2 separate regions of the Homo sapiens genome follow, and region 2 is linked to region 1. A link is a contact called in ENCODE Hi-C data. All regions are on one chromosome and are shown on one strand. The core of a region is the stretch at or near the end of the contact, and the rest is flanking DNA. Distances in the headings are between cores, read along the strand shown. Region 1 has its middle 23 kb from the start of F2R. Region 2 overlaps LOC101929154 (a long non-coding RNA gene).

What was found. A loop is a pair of places that touch in the nucleus more often than their neighbours do. Pooled maps may share reads with other maps.
Region 2: a loop to region 1 is called in a pooled map, with 21 times the contacts of the local background. The contact joins two enhancer-like sites. A Hi-C loop is called at or near these places in 2 of 37 single-sample maps with no recorded cell type and 4 of 50 pooled maps.

Annotation. Positions count from the first base shown.
Region 1 is chr5:76,737,413-76,741,445 of GRCh38, reverse strand. No RefSeq gene overlaps it. Among named protein-coding and RNA genes, the nearest start is that of F2R, 23 kb to the right of the region's middle. RefSeq lists enhancers at 2,027-2,096, 2,197-2,526. Within about 2 kb of position 2,510, at least 15 of the 41 ENCODE cell types and tissues checked have a DNase peak (open chromatin) inside an H3K27ac peak, as active enhancers do.
Region 2 is chr5:77,934,246-77,938,099 of GRCh38, reverse strand. All of the region lies in intron 1 of LOC101929154 (a long non-coding RNA gene), which reads right to left. Among named protein-coding and RNA genes, the nearest start is that of TBCA, 160 kb to the right of the region's middle. RefSeq lists silencers at 803-972, 2,893-3,067. Within about 2 kb of position 1,944, at least 3 of the 41 ENCODE cell types and tissues checked have a DNase peak (open chromatin) inside an H3K27ac peak, as active enhancers do.

The DNA.
Region 1 (4,033 bases), core at 1,261-3,760:
TATTGTGAATAGTGCTGCAGTGAACACCTGTGCGCAGATGTCTTTATGGTAGAATGATTTCTATTCCTTTGGGTATATACCCAATAATGGGACTGCTGGGTTGAATGATAATTCTGTTTTAAATTATTTGAGAAATCACCACACTGCTTTCCACAATGGCTGAACTAATACTTTACATTCCCACCAGCAGTATATAAGCTAAGAAGCACTTTTCAAAAACAGTGGTATTGTTGATCTAAAAGGAAGAAGCTGAGTCAAAATTAATATAAGTAGAGAGTTTATTTGGGCCAAGCTTGAGGACTGCAACCCAGTGTATATTGAAGTGTATATTCAAGTTGTCCTGAATATACAATCTGATTAGCAGCAGTTGCATGTGAATGTTTATAAAGGAAAAGAGGCAGTTCCTAAGTTGTTTATCAAAATTTACATTAAAATAACATAAGCTGTTGATTGGATACACATTGTTCTTTGTATCACAGATTCCAGGAACATGAAGATAACAGGGAATGTAGCTAGTCAGGAACAAAATGCCTTTTTTTTTTTTGAGATGGAGTCTCTCTCCGTTGCCCAGGCTGGAGTGGCGCCATCTTGACTCACTGCAACCTCTACCTTCTGGCCTCCTGGGTTCAAACAATTCTCCTGCCTCAGCCCCCCGAGTAGCTGGGATTTCATGAGCATGCTGCCATGCCTGGCTAATTTTTGTATTTTTAGGAGTGTAGGGGTTCCACCATGTTGACCAGTCTGGTCTCAAACTCCTGACCTCAAGGGATCCTCTCGCCTCGGCCTCCCAAAGTGTTGGGATGACAGGCATGAGCTACCACACCACCAGGAACAAAATGACTTTAAATAATTGCCCACAGGCATGGGGGGTGGTGGGTAGGGGGAGGGTATGTGCCGGGGGTGTGACTGAAGTCCTCTACTCCCGTCTCTCTGGGCCTAATAAATTTTGCACACCTCACATAGCTCAGACTGCTGAGGGATTTTTCTTTTCTTAGTATCAACCCTGGTTTACACATCAGAATCTTCTGAGGAGCTTGAAAACAATATCAATGTCCAGGCCTCGCCCCCAGAGATTGGCACTGGAATTGTTTAGAAGCTCTCCAGTGATTCTATGCGCAACCAGAGTTGAGAACTGATTTAGTTTCTTTTCTTTTCTTTCTTTCTTTTCTTTTTTTTTTTTTTTTGAGACAGAGTCTCGTTCTGTTGCCCAGGCTGGAGTGCAGTGGTGCCATCTCGGCTCAGTGCAGCGTCTGCCTCCCGGGTTCCAGCAATTCTCCTGCCTCAGCCACCCGGGTAGCTGGATTACAGGCACGTGCCACCATGTCTGACTAATTTTTGTATTTTTAGTAGAGACAGGGTTTCACCATGTTGGCCAGCCTGGTCTCGAACTGCTGACCTCAGGTGATCCGCCCGCCTTGGCTTCCCAAAAAGCTAGGATTACAGGCATGAGCCACCAGGCCTGGCCAACTGATTTAGTTTCTAAAACTTGTTACAAGGCAGAGCTGATAAAATTCTAAATCTGAGGTCTTCAAATTTTGTGCTTCCTAACTAAACATTAAGTATTAGGATTAAATCCCAAAGCCAGTTAGCTTCTGGAGGATGGGAATATATTATTTGTCTTGTTTTTTTTAAAATATGTGTCAGCTAGTTTCAAGAGCAACTAGATATCCCAGGATAGGAAACAAAACAACAAAAATAGATATCAAATGATTATGGTTTTGCTCACGAATGCATCTCAGTATTGGACAGCCCACCCTTCGTGGTGTTTTCACTTCCTTGGATGGGTCGCATAGCAGCACACCAAAATGACCTGCAGATGTAGTCATTAAGATAGGCAAAACAGCCAGACTGGCCCTGCCACCATGCAGGCTACTATAGATGCAGCTTTCTTTTCTTTTTTTTTTTTTTGAGATGGAGTTTCGCTCTTGTCATCCAGGCTGGATGGCACAATCTCGGCTCACTGCAACCTCTGCCTCCTGGGTTCAAGCAATTCTCCTGCCTCAGCCTCCTGAGTAGCTGGGATTACAGGTGTGTGCCACCACATCTGGCTAATTTTTGTATTTTTAGTAGAGACAGGGTTTCACATGTTGGCCAGGCTGGTCTCAAACTCCCGACCTCAGGTGATCCACCCGCCTCGGCCTCACTAAAGTGCTGGGATTACAGCGGTGAGCCACCGTGCCCTGGCCAGATGCAGCTTTCAAAGCTCATCTCCTTACTGCTTATGAGTCATTTCCTGAAGTGATAAACACACAGCCTGCTGGGTTGAAACTGTACATGCTGTGTTATCTGAATTCTGAGATGCTACTGAATTTGACCTCTGGTTTTCCGTGTGTTTCCATAAGACTAGCATGCAATCAACAGTCCCCATGACAACAAACTTGGCGCTTGAGTTTCACTTTACAGGAATGCCACCATGGGTAGAATCTGCTGCTGTTCTGAATTGTCTCTTGGTCTTCTGGTCTGAAACTTTGCTCAGCAAGCACCTCTCTCTTTCCTTTACACAGCAGGTGGCTGAAAATCAGACCTCACACAGAGCTTCCTGTTCTGTGGACCACACCATACCTGATGACGTGAATCAGTATCTTTTCTTTTCTTTTTGTGACAGGGTCTCACTCTGTCACCCAGGCTGAAGTGTAGTGGCACCATCTTGGCTCATTGCAACCTCCGCCTCCCAGGCTCAAGCCATCCTCCCACCTTAGCCTCCCAAGTAGCTGGAACTACAGGCATGAGCCATCACGCTCGGCTAATTTTTGTATTTTTCGTAGAGACGGGGTTTTGCCATTTTGCCTAGGCTGGTCTCGAACTCCTGGGCTCAAACCATTCATCCGCCTTAGCCTTCCAAAGTGCTGGGATAATAGGCGTGAGCCACTGAGCCTGGATGTTGAATCAGTTTCTTGCTCCAAGACTTGGAACCCCTCAGCTCTGAAACAGCCAGAAACCCAGAGTGGTGCCTGCAGCTCTAAGCCAACTCTTTACCCCTGTTTGCTTTTATGCTTTTATAATAATTACCAGTTTATCTGTTTTCTTCAAGTCAATAAAGTTGGGACATCTTGGATAAGGGCAGTGGTTTTCAAACTTCTTTTGCTCAGAACACCTTAATACACTTAAAATTATTGAGGACCAGCAAAGAGCCTTTGTTTATGTGGGTTGCATCCATTGGTGTGCTGGAGTCAACTTGTACCTGCTCACAAGAATTCAATATTCAGGAAATTTGTCAAGCCAACTGTTAAACAGTTGGGAGCTTGAAACTGGAAAAGAAGGGAGTATTCACACCATCAAAATTGGCAAATGCTAGTTTGCCAGATCAGGCTTTTTTTCTTTTTGTGGAGATCCTGCTTAGCAGCACATCACTGACTTTTTTTCTTTTTCATTTTTTGAGACAGCCTTGCTCTGCTCTGTCGTCCAGGCTGGAGTGCAGTGATGCCATCTTGACTCACTGTAACCCTCGCCTCCCAGGCTCAAGTGATTCTCGTGCCTCAGCCTCCCAAGTAGCTGGGATTACAGATGTGCACCACCACACCCAGCTAAGTTTTTTATTTTTAGTAGAGATGGGGTTTACCTATGTTGCCCAGGCTGGTCTCGAACTCCTGGCCTCGTGATCCGCCTGGCTTGGCCTCCCAAAGTGTTGGTATTACAGGTGTGAGCTACTGCACCCTGCTGCCAATGATTTTATCTACTGATATTTTCCATATTAGACATTAAAATGGAGAACTTTTGAAAATATCTATTTCAGCTAAAAATGACAATAAGCCCATTACATGTTAAAATAAATACTATATTTTTCAAAATTTTTTCCCAAAACAATAATTTAAGGAGGAGAGTTGCATTGTTTTACATTTTTGCAATCTCTTTAATGACTGGTGTAATAGGAGACAGTCAGATTTTCGTCTCTGCTTCTGCATTCAATCTGTTGCACTTTCACATGTTGTGTAGCTTCTGGAAAACTCATCTGTCCACTTATGAGAGAAACAGACCAAAAAAGGCAAATAATATCTTGGTATTTGAAGAGAGTTTGACCTTGCAGATCTCCTGA
Region 2 (3,854 bases), core at 695-3,194, 1.2 Mb before region 1:
GGGAGGGATATGCATCTCTAACAAAGCTTTCATTTCTTTTTTTTTTTTTTTTTAATTTCATTCCCTTCTATTCTAACAAAGCTTTCTATCTTCTCAATTTATCACTCAGTATTCAGGAACCTTCTTTTTCTTTAGACAAGATAAAGAGAGAAGTTCTCTGGTCTCCCAATGACCCTTTACCTCCTTATTCTAAATGATCATTTTGTCTTCCTTTTGCTGTGAACTGATAAGTAGAAGAGGCTGGAAACAGTGCTATGGGGATTGGGTTTTGCAAGAGATACGGGAGTCAGAACAAAATTTCAGAGCTGAGAATGGTGACATCTTAAGAGCTTAGACTTCTATTCCTACCCAGAGCAGGATAGAAGCCCTTCCTGGCCTGTCAAAAGACCGGCATTCTCCCCTCAGAATGAACTTCTTTGTTTCGTTTTGAAAGTTTCTGTTCTTTCATAAGTCACTTAATCTTCCTGAGGCTGTTTTTCCCCTGAGAAATGCTAATTAGATTTTCATGTGCTTTATAATTTATTATTATTTTTCATTAAGGTAAAATTCATATAACAAAATTTACCACTTTGAAGTGTACAATTCAGTGGCATTTAGTACACTTACAATGTTGGGCAAGAGCCACCTCTATCTAGTTCCAAAACATTTTTATCACCCCAAAAGAAAACCCTGTACTAAGCAGTCACCCCCTCTTCCTGCTTCTTCCTAGCCTCTGGCTACCACCAATCTGCTTTCTGCCTCTATGGATTGACCTACTTTGAGTATTTCATATAAATGGGATCATATAATATGTGATCTTGTGTGTCTTGCTTCTTTCACTTAGCATAATGTTTTCTGGGTTCAGCCACACTGTAGCATGTTTCAATACTTTGTTCCTCTTTTTTCTGAGACGGAGTCTCACTTTGTTGCCCAGGCTGGAGTGCAGTGGCACAATCTCGGCTCACTGCAACCTCCACCTTTCAGGTTCAAGCAACTCTCCTGCCTCAGCCTCCAAGTAGCTGGGATTGCAGGTGCACGCCACCACCTCACCCAGCTAATGTTTATATTTTTTAGCAGAGACAGGGTTTCACCATGTTGGCCAAGCTAGTCTTGAACTCCTAACCGCAAATCATCTGCCAGTCTCAGCCTCCCAAAATGCTGAAATTACAGGCATGAGCCACTGCGCCTGGCCCATTCCTCTTTATGGTTGACAAATATCCTATTGTCTGGATATACCACATTTTGTTTATCCATTCGTCTGTTGCTAGAGATTTTGGTGTTTTCACCTTTTGGCTATTGTGAATAGTGCTGATAGAAACATTCATGTACAAGTATTAGTTTGAGTAACTATCTTCATAATTTATTATTTTTAAATGTACCACCTCATTTGTTTTTCAAGTTAGGTTGAGAACAAGAAGTATTTTACTGACAAAAAACAAGCTCAGAGTGATTTGCTCAAGATTTCAAAGGTAGTAAGCAACCAAGAAAGTCAAAACTCCTGACAGAAACTCCAGTGCCCTTTCAACTTATACCACAGCTGTCTCAGCTGGCTTGAGAGTCAAAAAGGAGAATGTCTGCAAAAATGATTAGCAGGCTGTAAAGCACTGTGTATATAAGGTGGTGTTCGTAGTTAGTCTTTGATATGCCAACTGACGCTATGGGAGCAGTTTCCCTAGCGGGAGGTCAGCATGTGCTGTCTCTATTATGGCCAGAAGAGAGATTTTAGAATTGCAAAAGGTATAACAGAGTGGTTGGACACCAGCAAAGGAGTTTGACAAGGCTGTCACATCTGTTCAATATTTCTACTGAAATAATCATGGGTATTGCTGTTGATGGTTACCATAGTGGTATTAAGGTTGGCAGAAGGAGATGATGTAATCTCGAGTATGCTGATGACATCCTGGCTGCTGAGTCTGTGGTTTCTGCACCAGAAGAGCTGGCGCCTTGGACTGGGGATGATTTAGACGCCGATACTGGCAGCTGAGAAGCAGAATATTTTAGCAGCAGCACAAACTGGAAGTGAATAAGAAAAGCAAGTGAAGGGTTACGCTGCCATAGTTTATGATAGGTAGTGAGAGCCACAACCCTCTCGCCTGTAAAAGAGGAGAGCAAATGGCCTAGTAAGCATTCATGAGGGGTGATCCAGAGCATAAAATGTCGCTGTGGCCTCACCCTATCTTGCCATAGACCTTTTCTTGGTTCTAATTTAGACCCAGTGTCTGATTAGTATGAAATAGCTGTTAGCTGAGCCTCAATTTGCAGACTTTTACCAAAGGAAGAGATGAAGAGCAACATGGAAGTGTGGCTACTGTCAAGCTGAGTTAAACCCAGAGTGATGACGACAATATCTTGGTGAAGGAGAAGAATGACAACAGGCTGAAAGAAAGCATCATCTGTTTCCAGAATCCTGGAACACTTCCTGCTGAAATAACTCATTCTGTGTGTCTTCATTTTCTGACAAGCAAATCTTGAAGAACAGAACTGGCATTCGTCAGGGCAAACACTAGAAGTATGCGGGTCTCCAGAAGGATCTGTGACAGGGCTTGTGAAAACTGTGTTTTTGAAGAATTCATCGTCATGTGAAAGTTCTTAGAATCTTCTTTGAAATAAAAATAGATCTTTATACCAAAATGTTCTTATGATTTTGAAAATAACACCCACTCATTGCTGAAACGTACTGAAATATGTGAAAGATAAGAGGAACAAATCATGCTATTTTCACAATTAAGAAATAATTAATGTTATGCCTTATTTTTTTCCAATATTTTATCTGTCTACATTTATTTTCTATGTATTTGGGAACCTACTTTATGTTCAATTGGTTTTCTGCTTTTAAAAATTTCACGTTTGTACATGGTATATTTCTGGCTGCTTCTCTGGATCCAAGGGTCATTCTGGGCTTTGGATTTCCTGTAGAATGGCTGTAATATTCCAGTTAGAGCCGAGGAAACTCGAAGCCTGGACTTGTCCATTCTATTAAGATAGGACATGAGGCCCGGCGCAGCGGCTCACGCCTGTAATTCCAGCACTTTGGGAGGCCGAGGTGGGTGGATCACTTGAGATCGGGAGTTCAAGACCAGCCTGGCCCCGTCTCTACTAAAAATACACAAATCAGCTAGGCATAGTGGTGGTCACTTGTAATCCCAGCTACTCAGGAGGCTGAGACAGGGGAATCACTGGAACCTGAGAGGTGGACTTCGCAGTGAGCCGAGATCTCCCCACTGCACTCCAGCCTGGGCAGCAGAGCGAGACTCCATCTCAAAAACAAAACAAAACAAAAAAGATAGGACATGACAGATTCAAGAAAACCACTCTCTCTGGTATAGTTCAAAGTTGTTGATTTTCCTTGAATACGTAATATGGTGGTGAGCCTGTGGGAAACTTCTTCGGAAACTTCCATCGGAAAGGCAGATTCTGCTTTGCAAATGTACCCTCGAGATTACCATGGGAAGATTAAAATGTGGGTATCCTCATAGTGTGGTGGAAACCTAATGTCCAGGGTGGAGAGGGATAGAGAAATAGGACAAAAAACCAGACTGCGGTTAGGCCTAGAAATTGCTCTGGAATGCCTTTCCATTTCTTTCTGCTTATCCAGCCCCTATTCAGGCTTCCAGGTTCAATTTGAGTCCCATCTCCTATAAAGCCTTTTCCAGTTAATCTCCCTTTTCTCACCTCAGATATTATTATTATTTCCTTTTTCAGTTCAAGTGTATTAATCCTGCCACGATGATACCTGATCATATTTTCTGGAGTCCATATATTGAAACATTAAAATTAAATTAATCAACATTTAATTAACAAATCAAAATTAACAAATATTTATTGAGTACCTACTGTGTATAAAGAACTGTTTTAAACACAAGTGAGGTAGAGCA